Regions from separate parts of the Homo sapiens genome. Here region 1 is linked to region 2. A link is a contact called in ENCODE Hi-C data. All regions are on one chromosome and are shown on one strand. The core of a region is the stretch at or near the end of the contact, and the rest is flanking DNA. Distances in the headings are between cores, read along the strand shown. Region 1 overlaps GRIK4 (glutamate ionotropic receptor kainate type subunit 4). Region 2 holds the start of POU2F3 (POU class 2 homeobox 3).

The links. A loop is a pair of places that touch in the nucleus more often than their neighbours do. Pooled maps may share reads with other maps.
Region 1: a loop to region 2 is called in a map with no recorded cell type, with 2.0 times the contacts of the local background. The contact joins the enhancer-like site here to the promoter of POU2F3 in region 2. A Hi-C loop is called at or near these places in 2 of 37 single-sample maps with no recorded cell type and 2 of 50 pooled maps.

Annotation. Positions count from the first base shown.
Region 1 is chr11:120,708,899-120,712,546 of GRCh38, reverse strand. All of the region lies in intron 3 of GRIK4 (glutamate ionotropic receptor kainate type subunit 4), which reads right to left. Among named protein-coding and RNA genes, the nearest start is that of GRIK4, 200 kb to the right of the region's middle. RefSeq lists enhancers at 1,058-1,799, 2,745-2,834. Within about 2 kb of position 2,031, at least 7 of the 41 ENCODE cell types and tissues checked have a DNase peak (open chromatin) inside an H3K27ac peak, as active enhancers do.
Region 2 is chr11:120,238,228-120,241,502 of GRCh38, reverse strand. It overlaps POU2F3 (POU class 2 homeobox 3), which reads right to left and starts at 1,363. Exons shown (of 13, transcript NM_014352.4): 1 at 1,132-1,363. The coding sequence starts at 1,159.

The DNA of each region.
Region 1 (3,648 bases), core at 782-3,281, 470 kb before region 2:
CAATGTGTTGGGATTCCAGACATGTGCCACCGTGCGTGGTCAGAGGATAAATTTAGAAGAAAAGCACAGAAGGGTGGGTGACCTCTGTTGACACTGCCTCTGGAAGGCAAAAAATGACTAAGTTTGAGGGAGATTTGCCTAAAGGAGCTGAAAATGGTTACAGACTGCCTTGGCTAAGGTCCTTCCTAGGCCAGCAGGCCTGGTTTCTTTTCCTCTCTTAAATCCTACCTGTCCGGTCTCATTTTCTGTCACGTTTCCCCCTCTCTTCCCAACCCTCGCCCCAGCACACCGCATGGCTGGACATCAGGACCTGGCTTCTCCATCACCTCTGAGAAGCCTTCCACTACCCCCAAGGGCAGGCTGGGTGCCCCTGCACCCCAGGTTCCCTTAGCACCCTGTATGTGTGCTAGTGGAGTATTCACCTTACTTTACAGTCACTATTTATTGACATGTCCATTTAATTTCCCTGCTGGGTGTAAGCTGCGTGAAGCAGCGACCTTGTGTGCTTTGTGTATTATTGCATCCACAGCACCTCACAAAGAGCATGGCACAGTGCAGTGTATAATAATCATTTCCTGAGTGCATGGATATATGAATGAATTGGATTCTTAATGAAGCTACTCAGACCACGGAATGGGTAGGATTCAGTTGCTAGGACTTCCAAGCTTTTCATCCCGTACAGAACCCACCTCCTGTCTCCTCTGGGCTACACGTCAGCTTTAAAGCCTTTCTGTCCTGGCCTGAGGGCACTGGGGAGAAATTTCCAGCCCTCTCCAGCCACAAAAGGCCTTCTGCAGGTTCAGGGTACATTAGCTTCCCTCTTTCTATTGGATCATCCTGCAATGGACATTTTGGGAAGTTCTTTTCTGGAAAACATTAAGGATCAATCTGTTTGGTATAGTTTTGCCAGGTGGCTACAGATTCAAAAGAGATTGGTTAGGATCTTGGAGGCCCCTTTCTGCCTTGGGAGTCTCTGCTCTTAGATTCTGAAAGAGCCTGTCCTCCTGAACTTGGGCTATCCTGAGAGACACCCCTTGAAGAGAAGCATGACCCATGCCAGGGTGTGCCTCAGCACTGATCCCCAGACCAGGGGGATGGGTCCCGCCAGGATGAATTTGCTTCTCTCTGCACACCTTGGGCTGTGGCAGAGGCAGGTGATGGGCACCAGGAGGTCTCTGACTTGGGGCAGCAGATGAAGCGAGGAACATCTCGTCCCACCTTGGTGAGCCCACTGAGAAAGTTAAGACCCAAGGTTTAATGCCTTTGCTCTGCTCTTGAAATGCTCATTCTACTCTCACCCACTGTTGCCCTTAAAAGGAACATTTATAACTCGCTTTCATTTACCCTCTGCCTCCACTGCTGCCATTAGTATTTGATGTCTCTCGAGGAAGGCACGCTTTCCTGACATAACAAGCTGTGGTGCAGGATTCATCAGAGACACTGACTTGGAGCTCACTGTCTCCTACAGCTCAGCATGGCCCACCCTGCATGGCCCACCCTGAGATGGAATGGGAGAGCAGGGCCCTGCAGCTGCTCACACCCCCTCCCCACCTCACAGGGGCAAGCGAGGCTGGCCGGGCCGCCTGGTGCTCCAGTTCTGCACTGCCTTCTGGGAATGACAGTTTTGTAGTCAGCTGAAGACTCCCAGTTAATTTATTTACCCACTTCCTTACTTTCTGGGCCTCTGGCAAAGAGGCCTCCAGGCACACAAACAGATTTTAAAATAATACAAATCATTAACATTTAAAATGGTGATGCAGCAACAGCTTACTCTGCTTTCCTGAGGTAGCAAAGCAGCTCAGAGAGGAGCAGGGCGATGTGCAAGGCTCAAGGTCAAGCCCCAGGCCCTCTGGGCACAGAATCTGGAGGAGGTCTGCTTTCTTCCCTGGAGAAAGGGATCGCCTTTGACCCCTGCACAGAAAAACCGCAGGGCGCATTCCAATCTGTGAAGAAAGACTCTCTATTGTGAGTCACGTGCCCAGAAGAAAGAGCCCGCACCACTGCTGCCTCACACAGCTGGAATGGGGGGGCCGTTATGCCCACAGAGCAGGCCAGACTCAGAGCCTATATGCACTTGGTTACAGAGGGGCCAGAGTGAGTCAGTGCCGTCGATCAGAAGAGCCACCCCTGGGGTCCACCAGGAGGTCCGAACTGTATCTTGACTTCTGCCATGCAGGAGCCATGTGGTCTCAGTCAGACCTCCTAACCTCCCGGTGACTCGGCCCAGCTCATCTCAGCTTTCTCATCTGGCAAATTATAGAATTGTTCTATTGTAAAAATGGAACAGGTCCCAGAAAATATCCAGTTCAATCTCCTTACTGTACAGATAAGTCTGTCCTACCTATTTCTCCGAGTTACTAGAAAGATTAATTGGAATACAGGGAACCTTCTGTATTTGTGGATCCAGGACTTAAGATCTGACGTGGTGTCAGTCATTTCGTTTTGTTTCTGCCTTGTCTCGCGCTGACTACTGTTCAACTGGGACCTACAAGCCACTCTGAAACCAAGGTACAGCATTCTGGTTATGAATCACGATGCTTTGTATGTGCGTGGCTGCTTCTTGGTTTCCAAAGCACCCTCGCCTGCGTTAGCTACTTGATCCCAATGATGCAGACAGTGATGTATTAATGTGGCAGGTGGGAAAATACAGACAGAACAGTACACTCTGAGTCTCACAGGTGGCTGAGAGCATCCCGGCCATTTTATTCCTTGTCCAGGACTCTGTCTTCTACACTACTCTGATTTTTTAGTTCAGAAAAACTGGGACTCTCTTTGGTATAATCAGAAAACCTAAAAGAGCCTCAAAAAGGAAGAGGCTTTGGGAACTGGGTGAACAGCTGTCCAAAGCATACACAGTGTATGCAACAAACACTTATAGAATAGTCTATTTGCAGGGACAGTCAGAGGTGTCATATAAAAGTAAACTAGGGTTATTATTAAAATCCCACATTGCAAAACCAGATGGCACCAATTCTCCAGTACTCCTATCAAACTGACCTTTTATTTTCTATAAGCTAGTCAGCATTTGCAGAGAATCCCTCAGGAAGTAACTCCAAAACTGCAGTAGAAGATAAGGAGAAGGGCTGGGGAACTGAACCCCTATTTTCAGATGACAGAACTTAGTCCAGGGACTTCTGAAAGCAATCATCCCCTCCCTGTCAGGTACCATGTCTTATTTATCCTCATGTCTCCGACATGTAACACAACACACGGCATAGAGCAGGTGCTCAACGGAGGTGAGCGGAACTGCCATGAGATTGGGGGTAGAAACTAGATCTAGAATGAGCATTCTAGATGAGGGTAGGGACAAGAAGTGGGTCTCAAACTTTAGAATTCCTGTGACTCACTGGGTTGCCTGATTCAGACATTTGAGATTTAGTAGGTCTGAAGTCTACATTTTTAATAGAGTCTCCAGGTAAGATTTTAAATAGGTGATCCTTGGCCCTCCCTTTGAAAAATATGCCTTGGAAAGGACTCCGGACTCCTGACCTGGCAGGTTCTCCTGAGGGCTATTTATACATCTCACATCCATACAGTTTGTCCCCAAGCTCTTGGGTTTTATAAATGTCTCCAGGCCAGACCAGGTAAAGGTTACTGCCCTGCCTTTGCTTATGCTCTGGCCCATCGAAAGCAGCCAGCCGGCTTGCT
Region 2 (3,275 bases), core at 114-2,613:
AACATCTCACTGCCAGTCTGCCTCTCACTCAGCCCTGCCAGGAAACAGCATCTGGGGAACTGGGCACTCCAGGTCCCCTCCCTCCGGGCACTCACTGACGCTTGTTTTCAGGCTGGGTAGGCCTCAGGCCTGCTCTGCTTCTTGGGGTGGGTCTGGAGCATTGCCTCCTCCCTACTCTCCCAGAAAGGAGACCAGGTAACAACATTCCCATCAACAGCCCCGAAATCCTAAAGAAAGATCACTGGGTCCTGCCCACTTTGAGAGTAAGTTGCTAGGTTAGAAATGGCCAGGTCAGGTACCGCTTTCTTCACTTGTTCTTTGCTCAGGCCCTGTGACCTCCAGAAGGCCCACCCTAACAGGAAGCCCCAAGCCAAGCCCAACCTGGCTGCCTGGCAGCTCCTGCCTTAGCCCAGCTGTGGAAGGAGGAACAGCAAGGTGAATGGAGGGGCTGGGTTCCCTCCATGCCCACCTCTCATTCATTCATTCAGGGAAGCCTGACTCCCGGCAAAGCATTTGCATCTCCTAGGTTTCCACCCCTTAGGGAAGGAAGGCATGGGACATGGAACCCAGAGGATGTGTCTGTCACCATCCCTTCTCAAACACATGGGGGCATGGCCCCTGCCCCAGGGGCACCTCTGTAATTGCCCCACCTCAGCCACTTCTCCTAAGCCCCCCAACCACCTAAATGTCCGCTTTGCCTCCATTTCACACATATGCCCGGACACCAGCACACAGCATGTGGACATACACATTTCCCTCACTTATGCACTCCCAGGTCCACACCCCTGGCTGAGTGAGTGAACCACCCATCCCTGCAACCTCCTGAGACTATGACAGTTCAGTACACCCACGTCCCATACAACTGCCACTCCCCAGACCGGGGGCTTCGAAGCCCTCCCGCCCTTCACCAGCCCCCACCCTCATTCTTTTCCAGGGTTTCTTATCCCAGATCCCCTCCCTTTAGTCCCCAAATACTGACCGGCACCCACCCCAGGACAACCCGCTATCCACACCGCCCTCTCCTGGCCGCTGGGAAACAAGCCCCCCTCCCTAACCAGAACGTTGTCCCTCTCCTTCACCCCTGCCCACGCGCAGTGACACCTGTCAGAGCTCATTCCCTCCGCCCCTCACCTGTGTGCATGGACTCCAGATTCACCATCCTGCCCCAGGCGGGGCCAAAGCCAGCGCCCCCCCAGGCCCCTCGCCTCTGCCCCAGCCGGGGCCCCTGCGAAGCCAGGGTCTCCTTCCTCCAGTTCCCGGCCGCCGCCGCCGCGGGAGCCGCTGCCGGAGCCGTCGCCGCCACTGTCGCGCGCTCCGCTGCTCCGGCCCGGGCAACACTCGGCGCCGCCAGGATTGCCACACTCCCCAGGTGAGCACGCGGCGCGGGGCGGGGGCCGCCGGCCACGCCCCCTGGCAGGAGCCCCGCGCCTGGCCCCAGGCCCATGCAAAGCAGTGATTTGCATACATGGAGCTGGGGACCTGGGGAGGGGGCCGGGGGTGCTGCCGGGGCGGGTCTCGATCCCGCGGAACACCTGCCTGCTCCAACCCAGCCTGGCAGCACCTCCTCACCGCGCCCGGAGTGGCGCCAACTCCTGGTCCTGCTCGCCCTTTTTAGGAAGCCCTGGCGGGTTCTCCAGCCTGAGCCCGAGCTTCCTTCTGGACAGATCGCGAAGTGTAAGCGCTGCAAGGAGTTGGAGTGTTTGGAGAAGTCGCGGGGGTCTGCTGGAAAGAATTCAGTTTTGGAATCTCGCCTCCCAACCGCTTACCAGCAGTGTGGCTGGGACAAGGTTCTTCACCTCCCTGAGCTCATTTAACTCACCTGTAAAACAGGACAGGTGCTAATCGGGTTCCCTATTGGGCTGAGCAGGTGACCAAGCTCACCTAGCCCCCATGGCATCCTCACAGCATTGTGGGATTTAGACGGGGTGCAGTTTATTATTAGCAGAGTTTCCAGGTGCACACAACTGCTTCCTGCTTGCCCCTCCAGTCTCCCGCCCCAGGTCCCAGGTTGCTGTGAGGCTCTACGAGATGATGGATGTGGAAGTTACCAGTGCCCAGGCTTTTGGTGACAGCCACCTTCCAGAGCGGGGAAGCGGCTTGCTCAAAGGTGCACACTTCCCTAGTGACAGAGCCTGGCTGGAATCAGGTCTCTGGACTCCCACTCCAGTGCTCTTTGCAGCACCCATCATAGGCTCACCCCTTTCTCTTCGTCTCTTCAAGTCCCAGTAAGTGGTCTGTCACCACAGGATGGCCTGCATGGAAGCCCAGAAAGCTGTGTGCAGACAGGAGGGCAGGGCCTCGCTTTCCTTCCCAGACAGGACTCCTCATGAACATGTCTTCTCCTTAGTCCCATGGGCTACTTTCTGAGCACAGAACAGGTTTTGGGCTTTCCTGCCTCTACACCTTGTTTACAGTGTCCTTTCCCCCTGGCACGCCCATCCCACCGTGCACTCCAGTCATGCCCACGATAACACCCAGCATTTCGTGTGCCTTCACTGTGTATCAAGCACTGGGGTGACCAACACTTGAAAGGCATCTTTCGTGCCTTTAGTTCTTGTTTAGTCCTCAAAACCTGTACATTGTACTATGATTATTGCCATTTTATAGATGGGGAAAATGAGGCTTAGAGAGTTTAAGTTCCGTGTTCTTTTTTTTTTTTTTTTTTTTTTTTTTTTAGACAGAGTCTTGCTCTGTTGCCAGGCTGGAGTGCAGTGGTGCAATCTCGGCTCACTGCAACCTCCACCTCCTGGGTTCAAGCGATTCTCCTCAGCCTCCTGAGTGGCTGAGACTATAAGCACGTGCCACTACACCCAGCTAATTTTTGTGTTTTTAGGAGAGACAGGGTTTCACCACGTTGCCAGGATGGTCTCGATCTCCTGACCTCGTGATCCACCCGCCTCAGCCTCCCAAAGTGCTGGGATGACATGTGTGAGCCACCACGCCCAGCCTAAGTTCCATGTTCTTAACAGCCTTCGTGGCAGGTTCTGAGGGCCTTTTCTTAGCTTACCCCCTGGTTGGTAACTGATCAATTGCTTCATTCTAGTGCCAGCACCCCAGCACCTAGAACAGGGCTGGGCACACAACAGGTATCAGAAAGTGTTCTGTGGGTGCTACAGTGGCCCCAGAGGAACAGGAAGCACTTAATTGCTTCTTCAGGTCCACATACACCACCCTCCCCAGTCACATGGACCTCCCTTCCCCACGCTCCCGAAAAGAAGGGAGGAGAGAAACTTCTTCTTGCTTCTTTTTCTTTTTCTTTTTTGAGATGGAGTTTC